Regions from separate parts of the Homo sapiens genome. Here regions 2, 3 and 4 are each linked to region 1. Evidence: chromatin contacts called from ENCODE Hi-C or POLR2A ChIA-PET data. All regions are on one chromosome and are shown on one strand. The core of a region is the stretch at or near the end of the contact, and the rest is flanking DNA. Distances in the headings are between cores, read along the strand shown.

What was found. Hi-C counts contacts between places; a loop is a spot of excess contacts on that map. ChIA-PET counts read pairs that join two places held with the same protein, here RNA polymerase II (POLR2A). Pooled maps may share reads with other maps.
Region 2: a loop to region 1 is called in a map of prostate gland, with 3 times the contacts of the local background. The contact joins the enhancer-like site here to the promoter of ADGRL2 in region 1. A Hi-C loop is called at or near these places in 6 of 168 maps with a recorded cell type or tissue (Right ventricle myocardium inferior, gastrocnemius medialis, heart left ventricle and 2 more) and 5 of 50 pooled maps. POLR2A ChIA-PET finds 5 or more read pairs at or near these places in 3 of 52 experiments (HEK293, HEK293T and activated naive CD4-positive, alpha-beta T cell).
Region 3: a map of endothelial cell of umbilical vein shows a loop between it and region 1 (8-fold over the local background). The contact joins the enhancer-like site here to the promoter of ADGRL2 in region 1. A Hi-C loop is called at or near these places in 4 of 168 maps with a recorded cell type or tissue (Calu3, PC-9, endothelial cell of umbilical vein and 1 more) and 4 of 50 pooled maps. POLR2A ChIA-PET finds 5 or more read pairs at or near these places in 2 of 52 experiments (AG04449 and WTC11).
Region 4: a map of mammary epithelial cell shows a loop between it and region 1 (2.6-fold over the local background). The contact joins the enhancer-like site here to the promoter of ADGRL2 in region 1. A Hi-C loop is called at or near these places in 3 of 168 maps with a recorded cell type or tissue (Right ventricle myocardium inferior, mammary epithelial cell and thyroid gland) and 1 of 50 pooled maps. POLR2A ChIA-PET finds 5 or more read pairs at or near these places in 1 of 52 experiments (H1).

The regions. Positions count from the first base shown.
Region 1 is chr1:81,799,172-81,802,618 of GRCh38, forward strand. ADGRL2 (adhesion G protein-coupled receptor L2) reads left to right here and starts at 1,763. Exons shown (of 24, transcript NM_001366006.2): 1 at 1,763-1,897.
Region 2 is chr1:81,918,875-81,922,321 of GRCh38, forward strand. The region is part of intron 3 of ADGRL2 (adhesion G protein-coupled receptor L2); the gene reads left to right. Among named protein-coding and RNA genes, the nearest start is that of ADGRL2, 120 kb to the left of the region's middle. Within about 2 kb of position 1,602, at least 4 of the 41 ENCODE cell types and tissues checked have a DNase peak (open chromatin) inside an H3K27ac peak, as active enhancers do; they include heart right ventricle, where a contact is called at or near this core.
Region 3 is chr1:81,680,103-81,683,549 of GRCh38, forward strand. It overlaps a transcript of ADGRL2 not described here. Among named protein-coding and RNA genes, the nearest start is that of ADGRL2, 120 kb to the right of the region's middle. RefSeq lists an enhancer at 2,179-2,747. Within about 2 kb of position 1,654, at least 6 of the 41 ENCODE cell types and tissues checked have a DNase peak (open chromatin) inside an H3K27ac peak, as active enhancers do; they include PC-9 and endothelial cell of umbilical vein, where a contact is called at or near this core.
Region 4 is chr1:81,875,577-81,879,023 of GRCh38, forward strand. The region is part of intron 2 of ADGRL2 (adhesion G protein-coupled receptor L2); the gene reads left to right. Among named protein-coding and RNA genes, the nearest start is that of ADGRL2, 76 kb to the left of the region's middle. Within about 2 kb of position 1,660, at least 3 of the 41 ENCODE cell types and tissues checked have a DNase peak (open chromatin) inside an H3K27ac peak, as active enhancers do; they include mammary epithelial cell and thyroid gland, where a contact is called at or near this core.

The sequences.
Region 1 (3,447 bases), core at 513-3,012:
TATGTAAAAACTTAGGTACGTTATAAGGTTTTGCACCAGCTCTGCATAAGTGTACTTTATCCAGACTAGTTTATATCCTGCGTGGTTAATATTTGAATTATGTTATGTAAGAAATTCCAGATGTAAGTGTGTATGTAGTTTAAAGCACCAATGCTCTAAGTTGCTCCTTTTATCTTTTGAAATAGTGAGAATATTAAAACATCAATACATCAGGTAGAAGAAATTAGATTATCAAAGGTTCTTTTTTAATCTGAGAATTACAATGAAACCACCAAAAGAACATGTTCTAGTTATTTGGACACACGTACATTTAACCTATGATTTCCTACAAGTCAAGAACAAACTTGACCAGTAGTTGGATTGGATTTACTTTAGTACTACACCTATCTGGCTTTCTGACAAAATACTGATAGGTATTTAGGATCTTCATGTATTTTGAACAATCTGCTGTTGACATATTAATAACATTGTTTGGAATGATTCCTGAAGTATGATGCTTGCAACATTCCTGCAGCACCAAAAAGTACCTATTGTTTCTGAAAGCAAAGCAGCTTAAGTTTTATCCTACTTTCTAGGTTTTAAATATTGGAGAATCATTTTTTTCTTGAAAAAAAGGTAAATATGCTTATTTAATTGATGGCTGCATTCATTAGTAGAATCAGTGGTTTACAAATACATCTGAAAACATAGCTGCTTCCAGCTCAGAAATTTTGCAATAAAAAAAAAATCCATGTTTGAATTTTGTGGCATGCACAGGACACTTAACTGGCTTTTAAACGTTTTTCCAGCGTGATTCGCCCTGTCCTGCTCTGTTCCTTTCAGCTTAGGTCCATCGTAGGCTCTGCCTGGCTGTTTGCTGACATTGCCAACCGAGAGGGGCAAGGAAGTGTGTTCAGAGGACAAGAGCAAAGGCAGTTTCAATGTAAGGAAATGAGGGAAACAGACCTAACAGCTCTGTGACTATACTTGAGAGTAAAGAGCCTTGTAGTCTCCTTTCCTTCCTTTGCTTATCCTGGTGAGTTTAATCAAAAACAAACAAAACGCTCTTGTGAAATATAGTCAATAAAGTCAAAGTTTAGCTGGCTCTACGTAACTACAAAGAAAAAAATCATCGCAATTTAAAAAAATGTAACTTTCATTAACGAGCGCGCCGGAAATCTCAGGTATCAAAGACGCATTAACCCTGGAGCGTCCCCCGCGCGCCGCAGCCGGACGGAGGCAGCCGCGGCGAACAGACGTTCTTTCTCCTCCATGCAGTTACACAAAAGGAGGGCTACGGAAACTAAAAGTTTCGGGGCCTCTGGCTCGGTGCGTGGAGAAAAGAGAAAACCTGGAGACGGGGTGGGTGAAAGACGCATCCCGGGCGCCTCTCCGAAGTCCAGGCCGGGAGCAAGCTCCTGGGCCTAGAGGGGAGGGGGCCCCGAGCCGCTGGTCATCCCCCTGCGCTCAGCCTCGGAGCGCCGCGCTTCGCGGCGCTCTCCCAAATACTCTTCACCCACTCCAGAAATAAAATAAATGTTTTTAAAGTGCATGTGTGTGGACAGGATGGAGAGCGCGCGCCGGCGGAGCGCGCGGAGGACCCAGCGCGCAGTGAGTGGAGTTTGGGGGTGGGCTAGGGGTTAGCGGTTGAATGGGTGTGTTAATGGGGGGAGCTGGAGGCAGAGCTCGGGGACCTGGGGGTAGGGGGAGCGCGAACCGACTGGGAGGGGAGAGAAGGGGAGGGGCGCGAGCTGGCGCAGGCCGCCTCCGGGGCGCGTTCCACGGCCGTGCGCGCGCGTCCCTCGCCGCCACCGCCGCCCGGACAGCCCTGCGGCCGCCCCGCCGGCGGAGCCGGGGCCGGCCTGGTCCTCGGGCGGCTGCTTGGCCACCGCCACCGCCGTCCGAAGGGCTCGAGCCCGTAAGTATCCCCTTTCGCTCCTCCTCCCCGCCGCTTGGGCGCACAGCCGCAGCAGCTGCTCAAATGGAGTGGAAAACGGCCATTGGGCGACAATGAGTTATAGATTATCTGCTCCACGTTTTGTACTTAGCTGCCTGTAATCTTCTTTTGAGTTTGCCCGAGCCCCTTGCTGGAAAACTCAGGAGGGAGAGATTTGTCCTTTGACGCTGTACACGCTAGTATGTTTATATGATTAGCCCAACTGGCGGGGAGGGCGGATTTGGGGGAAGGAGGAGGAGGAGGCTGGAGGTGACTCCAGTTCAGACCTCGCGGAGAGTCTGTGTCAGGACTTCGCATTCCCCCGTCTCTCTCTCTCTCCCTCTCGCTCCCTCTCACTCTCTCTCCGCTCACACACACGCAGAGGTGCTGGGGCGAAATCGGGAGCTTACCAGAGAATTCCTTGGGATTGTTGGGGGGCATCTCCCCTCCGCTGCTGTGTGTGGCGTGGCTCTTCCCGGCTACTCCTTGCTTCCCCGAGCCCGAGTCTGCGCCGCCAGCCTTCCTTGGGGCAGCGGCCACCGCTCAGCCCCGGCCGGGAGATCCGAAATGTGAGGAGGGGTCGCCGCCGCCTCCCGCCCCAGGCCGCAGGGTCGGCGCGAGGGATGCTATTCCGGCCGGGCGCTCGGGGGGCTGAGGGGCTTCGCCTGACAAACTGAGTTGGCCTCGCGCCCCCGGCGCCCTCCCGCCCGTCGCTTCGAAGGGACTCCCAAGTCTGCGCACCTCTGTCAGGCTTTTGCTTCCACCACCCCTTTCGCTCTGATTCCCGATTTTTTTTTCCTAAGGGAGCGTGCGGTCTGGGGGTGTGTGCGTGTGTGTGAAAGACCTCTCTCGAAGAGCGGCGTGTGGGAAACTGCGGGAAAATGTTGACTTAACCCCAGGAGCCGCCCGGCGCTGGCTGCTCGGCTGGAGGCGGCGGCGGCCGAGCAGGAGGACGCGCCGAGCTGCGGCGCCGTGTCCGGCCGGGGAGCTGCGGCGCTGCCTCCCGCGCGGACTCGGCGGCCGAGGACCCGCTCGCGGCCGGCCTCGGCCCTCTCCGGCCGGGGTAGCCGCTGCCCTCCGCGCCTGTCCCCGCGCGGCCCCCACGCCAGACGGCCCTCCCTCGGGGCGCGCTCGCAGACGGAGGTAAGAGCCGCAGGAGCGAACAATGTGCCTCTGTGCCCAGCTTCGGAGACCTGTTTGCTTTGCGCCTCCAGTCCGGGGGTGGATGCTGGAGGCGCAGGGAGCCGCGGGTTAATGGGGCTCGGCTGTTGCTGTTCGGCTGGCCCAGGGGGAGACCCGCGCTCGCTCGGGCTGCTCGCTCCCTCCCCCCAATCTCCTCTTGGAAATCGATCCGCAGAACTCTCAGTCCGGTCCAGCCGGCTTCTCCTTTTCTCGTGGAGCCATTGTAACGCTCTCCAGGCATCAGTCTAGTTGCCGGGGGCGCTGGCAAGGGGGTTAGGATGAGGCTCCCGTAGCCATGCATTTTTTAATTTCATAAAAGCTTGGGGTCGCAAGGTTCCGCCCGTCCTTTC
Region 2 (3,447 bases), core at 352-2,851, 120 kb after region 1:
TATTTCTTGTGATTTCTTTTTCTAAATAACCATTCACTTTGGTATCTAATTTTCTATATGTAATTTTTCTATTTTGTTTTTTATAGAAGGACCCTTAAATTTTACAAGTTTTAGACCCCACAAAACTTGAATTCACGCCTACCTTTTTTATTTATCAGGTGATAGTTTCAAGAAGTTGGCATAGCATTCCCCTGGACATTCACAGGTTGATATGTACATTTTAGGATATTTCATTGTATCTTTAGATATCTTCTTTGTATTTCAGAGATTTAGGATTTGGGAGAAGAGAGACTGAAAGATTAAAAATTAAACAAATTCATTTTTTAAAGGACATTATTTAAGTTTATAAACTAAAACATTTATTTATTTAGTAAAAGCTTTGAGCTAGAATAACCCATTTTCGCAGTTTATGTTAAATAAATGCTTGGCTTAAAGCCCTCCTATTATAATATGGACAAAACTAAATGGAGGAATAAACAGATTTTAAATAAATTTCACTAATATACTTTGCTTTTATACTCTCCTCCCCCTTCTTCTCCTCCTAATTTTTGGAAGTTTCCCTCACCCTCAACTCCCATTACAGACTTTATATGAAGAAAACTATTATTTAAGTTACTTTTCCTTAGTAATGGTGTTTCTGTTAGATTTATAATAAAAAACATCCTTTAGTAAATGAAAGCTTTTTTTTTTTAAGTTTTACTCTTGGTACTTAGAAAAATCACACAGGAATAGAATGTATGCTGATTTTTTAATGATATTTTATAATTCTGTAATTTTTTTCATACATTTGATTATCTTATGACATCCTAAAGTGTTCTTATCATTAATTAATAGAATTCTATGTAAACTTGAAAGAATGTTTGTAAGTAACTTTTGAAATCAAATTGTGAAATATGTGAATGAGACTGTACCTTTGAAAATGTACAAAAGCAGGTATGTTAGATAGATAAATAGTGGTCATAACAAATATATTATCTAATAAGTTGGTTCAAGGCACTTTTATATATCTTGCCATTTATTTCAACCCTTGATGAGTAGACCTTTATTAAGCTGTGATGATTACTGAATATGAAATGTAACCAAGATTATTTTTTATTCAAATATAATTTAAATATTCATCAAAGAGAAGTTATGCTTGAGACTGACAGAGACTATTAACATCAAAAAATATAATTAACTGCATTGGGTATCATGAAGCAGAGTTAGCCAAATAGCCGAGAGGTCTAATTGCTCTAGAGTTTGAGAAGCAATGGTTTTATTTTATGCTGTAGCTGTGGAATTAATAGTAATGCGGTTTCCTATGTGGGCCAATTAAAAGCTGCCTGTTAAGGTTCACTGCTCTATAGGAAACCCATTGAATATCGCTTAGTAAACAGGATTGACATGTCAATGTGTACAAGAAGATAAAATAGAATAAAAACTGTGAAAATGAGAAGTAGTATTAAAAGAACTGTCCTTGAAAACAACTCATAAAACTCTTTACCATTAGTGTTATGGTTGGTGTTGTAGTGTGCCTCCCACGTTCGCCTTTCAGGATCAGGCACTGTTTCTCCCAGCTGTCAAGAGAGTTGCCTGCTGATGGGCTCACAGCTGAGTCACTCCACAGGAACTGCCACGGGCTGAAGGGATCTTAAACTCTTCTCCCCAGAGGCAGCCCCCAGTGAATCCCAATGAATGCCAGAGTACAAAGGATTGGCTTCTTCATCTTTGCTTCATTTCAGGGACATCTCTGAAGGTCTCTGCCAACTCCAGAGCTCCCGCCCTGAGGAATTTGCTGGGCTTTTGTTGCGACTGCACTGGAGTTCGCCTTCTCACTCTCCCCAACCCTGCATCTGTCATGGCTTCAATGATAGTTCTAAGAGCACTCCCAATAAGCCTCTGAGAGATCTCTGCCTCAAATCTGTGCTTCCCTTGTTATCCAACCAAAGAAAAGTGCTAATACATTATAGGAATCTAGTAATTAAGTATAAAAACTAAAGGTTTTAAAGGAAAAAAAAAACAAAAAAAAAGCCCAATTCAGGTCTAAAAATGGCTTTTTGCACTCAAAACGTTTATCTTTGTCTTGTCATCCTTTTTCTTTAATAAAAGTAATATTTTGACCTTTGTGGCTCTATTAAGCTTTTTAACTGAATACAAAAAGAAAGTGCTTCTGATTGAATCCAAAAGGTTTTGCCTTGCCTTGGCTATAGAGGTTTAGAAGTGGGCAGACATTCTAATGGCATTTTGACATTAATGAGGTTGCTGAAATGGAAAAGTTTAAGGGTCAAAGATAAGAGCAGCGACAAGTTATTCTAGTGTTTCTTTTACTTAATAATGTCATATCAAATATGCTTAAGAAGTTGACCATGATTCCTTATGTAGAATATGTAATGTTTTATGAGTATACTACTTTAAGTATTATAATACTTTTTGCAAATAAAAAAATTCTAAGACTTACTATAAAACATGCCACCTCAGTCTATTAATATGTTTAGTTGCAACTTCTGCAAAACGTGTAAAAAATTTTAAAATTGCTTAATAGATTTTATTGTGTACAATATGATAATGTGTATAGTGTGTCTTTAAACTGCAGTGATAAGGCTGTTTTCCTAGTCATTCATTATTTAATGTGCTTACTCTGTTTATATCTGTGGCATAAGAGTGCACGTTAGCTTTCAGAAGAGCACAACATTTGCTGCTTCACAGCACACGGCCCTCCACTCCCAAGCCTGCACATGGTGTTAGTGATAGTTAAAGCACTTGAGTCTAACATTTTATAGATTTTGATGAACCGAGCCTTTCAGACAAGTTACTGATATGAAGCTAATTCAGGCTAGAAGTATAATATGAGGATAGACACTTTCTGCTTTCATTGTCACTTTTAAAAGCTTCTACAAACTGCTTGTGTAAACTATAAATCAGATACATTTTAGTTTGGTTTATATCATATGGTTATGGAACCATGCTTGGCTTCTGAAAATGATATCTTGTCTTTCATTGATTGATTTGCTGCCAAATGATTAGTGGGTTCTGAGATATAGAAGCAAATGTGCCAAACACTCTAACAGTATTTATTAACAACTGGTAAGAATATATTAGTATATTTGTTAGAGTACAGTCTGATGTTTATGGAGTTAATATATTTTAGAATAAGGTAGAGCGTTATGCAGTGCATATGATTCAGAGACTCTTAAAACAGTGACTAACCCCTCAAAGGCTCTGTAGTCTGGTGAAGAAGAGGAGATAATGTACAGAAATAACTGTGATACCAAATCTCCCTTATAGTGTAACAAACTTTCAAAAGCTGGTGGAGAAGGGAAAGTGGTAAGTTATGGCCTGAGAGGGGAAAAAATACTGTATGCTCGGGATACTGAGGAGGTCTGTTCAGGGAGGTATTCAGCTTCTGTCCCCTTTCTTTCACACTCTGTAACATGGAGCATGTTCGCCAGTTTCTTTTTCCTTTCGGGC
Region 3 (3,447 bases), core at 404-2,903, 120 kb before region 1:
GCCTTGATGCACTGTTCCCTTGGGCTCCTACAGTGAATGAAACTTATCTAAGTGGCCCAGTCCACTCCCACACTGCCAGATCGGCAGCCCTTTGTTACAATGTGCACAAGAATTGCTCAATCTCAGGGGGCAGCTGAGTCTGTAATGACTTGCATTGTAGAAACACAGAGGAGTTCACTATCTAGGAATGAAAACTTAAATCTCTTCTTATATTTCTTTGTTGACAGTTGCAAAGCAGGTCTGGGTAGTAAACAAACTGTTTATTCCAGCAATGTTCATTTCATAGGCGGTTCAGATACATTTATTGAGTAGGGCAGCAGCCGAAAATGGAAATGAAACCGGAATGTCGGCTTAGGGCTATGTAGAAATCTTGAAAAAGACTGAATATTCCCCAAATGCAACCATCATGAGGCTGGCATGCTTACACTGATGATCTCATCAGACCGATAATTAATAATCGTGAATTAGGCTAATGAAATCAGATGGGGTAATGAAAGGCAGCCTTCTTCTACTTGTTAGCATTGCTGTTTTCTCCATTATTTAATCTCTAACAGAAATTGACTTTGCCGCTCGAGATCCAATTCAGCCTATTTGACTTTCAGAAAAAAAATTTTTTTTAAATTGTATCAGAGCCTTAAAGAAGGGGCAAGTATGAAAATATTAAGAATCTATACAATGACACCTGCAATGTTGGGAACATAGATCAACTCAGAACAACTGCATGCATTTCCTGCTCCTTGATAAAACTAAAGAAATTACAAGTAAAGGAAGTGATGAAAAGGAATTTTTTTCAAGGCTGGGATTTTTAAAAGGCAGAGATCCTCCATCCCCCAATGGCAGCTTCTTGAATTTTTTGACACACATAGTTTACTAAATAATTAAACTATAATACATCTTCCCTCCAAGGATAAGCACTATAGTAAGACCTAGGAAAGTAATGAGGATCAAGAATGAGCCCTTTGGCCTATAGAACAGAGCTGTGAAGACTTGACCTGGAAATGAAGCAGAGAGACTGCTTGCTCTGGTAAGAATTCACCAGCTGCCTCTATATCTTAAATCTGTAAGAGAAAGGTGGATGTGAGTCTGATGTAATTTGGTTCCTATTTGAGTCTTTACCAAAGAAAGCTTGAGAACCTGCAGAAGGGATGGAGGGCAAAGGAAGCATGTGCTTCTCATTCTTCTTGCCAGTAAGCAGCATGTGGATAAGGGGAGCCTCCATGTGAACTGGAACTGTTTGGGACCCATTCCAGTGACTTCACATGTTCTCCTGTCTTCTGTTTGAAAGCCAGTGCCAAAGAAGAGACAGGAAGAATGCATGTGTGAGTAAAGGGTTAAACTCAGCAATATGTGTGGATAAAGTCCCGGTGTATTTCCTATCGGATGTATCAGATCTATTTTGAGGTTACTTATCAGTTGGTTATTGTGCTAATAATTGACATTAAAATTAATACTACAGTTTGGGAACTAGGCAAAGAGCTAACAAGTTTGCTTTTACACAGAGCTTTCCAAAAGCAATCTGTGTAACTTGTTTCTGGAATGCAGCTGTGTAAGTTTTCATTAACATCTTGCAGGTGGAGCCTAATTTTAGTTCAGCCTTGAGAAGGGGGAATTGTTTTCCTCACCATATGCATAGCACCGCAACAGCAGCAAAGCAGGTGGGGCTTTGCCAAGCACTTGTTTACTTTCTTGTTTTTTTATAAAATGGATGATTCATATCGTTAATCATGCAGTTTCTATTTGATTTTAACACGTCTTTAACAGAATAGTCTGGAGTACATTTGACCTACAGTTACTTGAATGTGAAACAAAAGCAATGAAATGGAAAATGATAAGAAAATGAGCAATGAATCCTAAATATAGTGGGGAGAAGCCAGTGAATGAAGTAAAATTTAGAAATACATCTGTTTGGCTACAAAAGCATTTTAAAAAGCAACCTTCCAGATTTTGGTTTGGCAATTTGAAGTTGGCTCAGTTAGAAAGTTCCATATATATACATATATATGTGTGTGTGTGTGTGTGTGTGTGTGTGTATTTTTCTTTTTCTTTGCCATTGCAAGAAGGAAAGTATTACAGGAAGGAAGCTGTTGCTGGAAAGAGAGGAGATGAGGGGTCAGAAAAGACAACTGAGATGCATACACATTGTTTTCTCATGCAAGTTCTTCCCTGGCCTTTGAATCTCAGGGAATGGCTGGTAATCGGCTTAAATTTTAGGACTGAGGAAAAAAATATTGTTAAGAATCAGAGAGTGATTAATGACAGTAATTTCTTTTTTCATTTGTTTAGGAACTATCTTAAGATTGACGTTAAGCTTCAAAGGCACAAACTCCATACCTCTACTATGTTTCATATGCTTCACTGCAGTGAACCTACTGTGTGTGTCTCTTTGGATGTGAGGCTAGTGTGGTCTGGCCATAACGTGGCTGCATGTCATCTGGCTTAAACAAGCGCCTTTGAATTCTTCTACCCTGTGGTGTGTGCATGAAAATTCCATTACCTCCACAGAGAGGGGGCAGCTCCATGTGCATATTTGTTTCTTTCAATTCAGTCTCTTGGAATGGATGGAATGTGTGATAACGCTATATAGGAGTCTATTGTTCTGAACCTTAAAATAAACCTTTTCTTAAAAGCCCTCTTCTGGACCTTGAAGGTCACCATTCAAGGGCTTTGCCTTTATGGAAGTTCTTAACCTGGTATACAGGTTTGTCCATGAAAGTGCTTTAGAATGTTCGTGAAAAAGGGTTGTTTTGGGCCGGGCGCAGTGGCTCACGCCTGTAATCCCAGCACTTTGGGAGGCCGAGGCGGGTGGATCACCTGAGGTCAGGTGCTCGAGACCAGCCTGGCCAAAATGGTGAAACCCCTGTCTCTACTAAAAATACAAAGATTAGCTGGGCATGGTGGCAGGCACCTGTAATCCCAGCTACTCAGGAGGCTGAGGTAGGAGAATCGTCTGAACCAGGGTGAAGGAGGTTGCACTAAGCTGAGATAGTGCCACTGCACTGCAGCCTGGGTGACAGAATGAGACTCTATCTCAAAAATAAAAAGTAAATAAAGAAAAGAAAATGGGTTTTGTTTTCTGAATAGACATGAATGTGCATATTTCTCAGAAAAGAGTCCATAGCTGTCTTTGGATTTCTAGAAGTATTTTTAAACCCCAAAATATTAAGCACCATTGCCTTATACAGAATGTTTTCAAATACTATTTTTTTTCCATAAGTTATTGGGGTACAGGTGATATTTGGTTTCATGAGTAAGTTCTTTAGTGGTGATTTGTGAGATTTTGGTGCATCCATCAACCGAGCAGTATACACTGCACCATATTTGTAGTCTTTTATCCCTTGCCTCCCTCCCACTCTTCCCCCCAAATCTCCAAAGTCCATCATCATTGTTATGCCTTTGCGTCCTCATAGCTTAGCTCCCACACATCAGTGAGAACATACGATGTTTGAT
Region 4 (3,447 bases), core at 410-2,909, 76 kb after region 1:
TTGATGTACTTGTGTAAATTTGGAACAACAATTAAATCTTACTCTTTAAAATACTAGTTAAGTGTAGCACTCTTCTTACATGTCCATAATGGAAAAACACTTGCCTTTTATTTGTAGCTTGATATGTAGTCTGTCCTTTTGTTATTGTTTTTGGAGGGGGCTTAGGGTTTATGTGTGACTTAGGTGCTGCTGTGAAATGGAGAGCATCACCTATATCTGGCATTTGCATTTTTGTAATATTGTTTTCAAAATGTTCCAGAGAGGTACATTTTCTTCCACCCCGTCTCTCTAATGCACAGTTAACAGTATGTCCTTCACTTGAACTTTCTCCCTTGTAAATCAATTATGCATTTGCTATAGTAGTTCAGCTTTTTAAAGTGCATAAGGAGAATACTGTATAAAAAGTGCTTGTAAAACAAGTCTTTTTCTAAGAGTCTAGACCTTGAGAATTATGTTTTTGTTTTTCAATAAATGGTTAAGGTATTGTAAAAAGTTGGACATTTTACCAGAGTTACCATATTTGAGCTAATTTTTAGAATATTTTTTAAAGAGTTAAGTTATAGTGCTTTCCACGCAAGACTTTATATGAAATAAATACATTAAGAATGTAGAGTTTTTGATGCCTTGTCAAAAGTGGAATTAAGGTTGGTTTTATTATATGCTTTGAATGTGTTTCTGAAATATTTTTTGAAGCGGATACTTGTAAGTTAAATACCTTTTATCATTTATTTTTATCATAATTTTATATATACTCTGTCAGGGAATAATATTTAAGAATCCCAACATTTGTTTTTATGGTATATCTTTACATTGTAATCTGTAGTATTTTAATTTCCTATAAACCTCTTAATAATACTAGACAATATGTGACCTTTTACACTCATTCATATGTGCTATAAAATTACTTTTTCCTTTGATTCTATTAAATCCTTTCAGACCACTAGAGAAATCCCTGATTTGTACTTAACAGAGGTTTTCATGTATTAACAAGTAGAGTTACCTGGCTATCAATAAGTACTTGTTTAACTAGAGTGACTAAGTTAAAGACTTGTAGAAGTTAGGACTTTCTGAAGCTAATAATCCAACACCCTAATTTGTGACTCGAGGGATCAGATGCACAGTAGTTCAAGACTTGATGTTTTTGTTCAGGGTAAGGTAGTAATTTAGTGACAGAATCCAGATAACTCAAATCCTCAGACTAGAGAAAAATTATTAAGATTTCTTGACATTTATTGTTATTCCCTACCTTTAGCTTTTACACAGCTAAATCTACTTGTGGAAGTTCAGCTTCAAAAAGTTTTAGCCATAGTTTCAAAGCTGTTGACTGTGGTTGAGGTTTATTAACAACCTTGGTTTTCTAATGTAGTGGAATTCAAAGTAGATCAAATTCCTTCCCTGAGCCAGGATTCTCTGAGTGCTCTTCTTAACCACTCCTGCCCAACCGCTCATTCTACAATATTGAGCCTTAACTCCTGTTCCTGTCTCCTGGCCATCCTTTTTAATAGTTTTGTATTAAATTGTCCATGATCAACAACATTTTGTTTTAATAGATATTCTCACTTCAAGGTGGCATAAAATAGTATATATTTCTCAGGATTGACTTTCCCAATTAAGAGTATTTGCCTTCATCTCTGTGCATTAAAATTTATTGCTGCAATTGACATGACTAAGGTGGCATAACAGTGCTGTGAGCATAATCTAGAGCTAGTCTGAATAAGTCTGAATCATAGCTCTTCTGTTCATGACCTTGGGCCACTTACCCTTTCTGTGCTTTGTTTTACATATCTTTAAAATGAGGATTAAAATATTACTATTAGGATTAAAGTAATTATAATATTATTCATAAAGTACTGAGAATCTTGCCTGATATATATAGTAAGATGCTACATCAGTGTTAAATCATAGAAGGAGCCAGTAAATTGTTTCAGTATTTTAATGTGTGTACTTGAGGTTCTGGAGATATTCCAAGAACAACACACATTCCTAGTTTGACCTGAATGAACCAGGAATATTTAAATACATAGCATTTATTTTTAGAGCCACATTTTACTGAAACTAAACCTAGGAACAATACGTGGCTTTTTTTGGGGAGGGGGGAGGTTGTTGTTTGCTTTAAGAACCTTGCTTTGTTAAAAAAAAAGCCTAACTTGCCTTTTTGGGAAGGCAAGTTAGACGTAGACCTTAAAAGAAATCTAGCTACTGCCATTTATAGGTGGTTATATGGATACCTTACCTTTAGAAGTTATTGAGTGTGACTTATCTGCTTAATAGCGATTAAATCCGTTTAAAATGTTTACCAGGTGTTAATCATAAGTCAAGGTTGACATAGCCAGTTAAATCTTATTTGAAAGAAAGAAAAATCTCTGTAAATCATGTTTACAGATTTTTTAAAAACTGGCTGGCAATGTTTATTATAAAAATCCATAATTTTCCATTTGTTTGCTATATTAGAATACTATGCAGTTGTAATGAATAAACATTTATAGTTTCTGCTCCTAAAAATTGGACTACAGTTTCGTGAGTTTAGTCTCATCTGGTAAGCTTTCCAAGAGATTCAGGGAAGCCATAGCTTTCCAAGTATGCAAATCTCTTACATTCAAAGCACTTCCCTCAGGCACAAGAAGACTATTTCAGTGGCATGCTTTGCTCTTTTCCCTTAACATATCTAACATGAGGAACATAGATAGGGGACAGCCTATCTATGTTTGAATAGATGTTGAAGAAATTATATGAGAAGAATTGATAGAAAGTTTTATTTTTAATTGTTTGCTTTGTAATATATTTATTTGGTGACTGTAAAAAGTAGATTTCAGAAGATTTATTTATACTATCAATGCATGTTTTAAAATTATTCGTTTGAGTTGTAAATAATTAATGAAAAAGGCATTTTATGTGGCACTGAATCAACCTGTTAGTTTCAGTTGTTCACCCTGGATTTCTTTCATTTAATCGTCTTCTTCTTACTGCAAAGGAGGACATTTATTCATTACTTTGCCCAAATAATACTAACACACTAGCAGATGGTCACTTTCCAACTGGTTTGTCTTCAGAAAAGAAATTAAAATATTATAGTGCCAGAGAGAGATGTTGTAATGTGTCCCTTTCAAATTAACAGGTCATTCTTTTCAACTATTTTGTAACTGTAAAATAGCTCAATGTCACATAAAAGGCTAAAAGCTAGAGTAAATGGTGTCATGGGAAACATGAAATAAACACAGTGTAATGGTTTATAGTCTTGTCTTGAACACACTAAGAATATTTCTTTTCTAAAAAGACACAAATTATATGCTACGGTAGTATTTTGGTTTTACTGGATTCTAGTTTAATTAGTTCATATCAAAAGTTAGCACTTGTTTTAAAACGTGTATACATTCTGAAAGAAGATACTTCCCCCAAAACATTTAAAAATACCTTGAATATATTCTTAAACAAATATGTTAGCCTAGC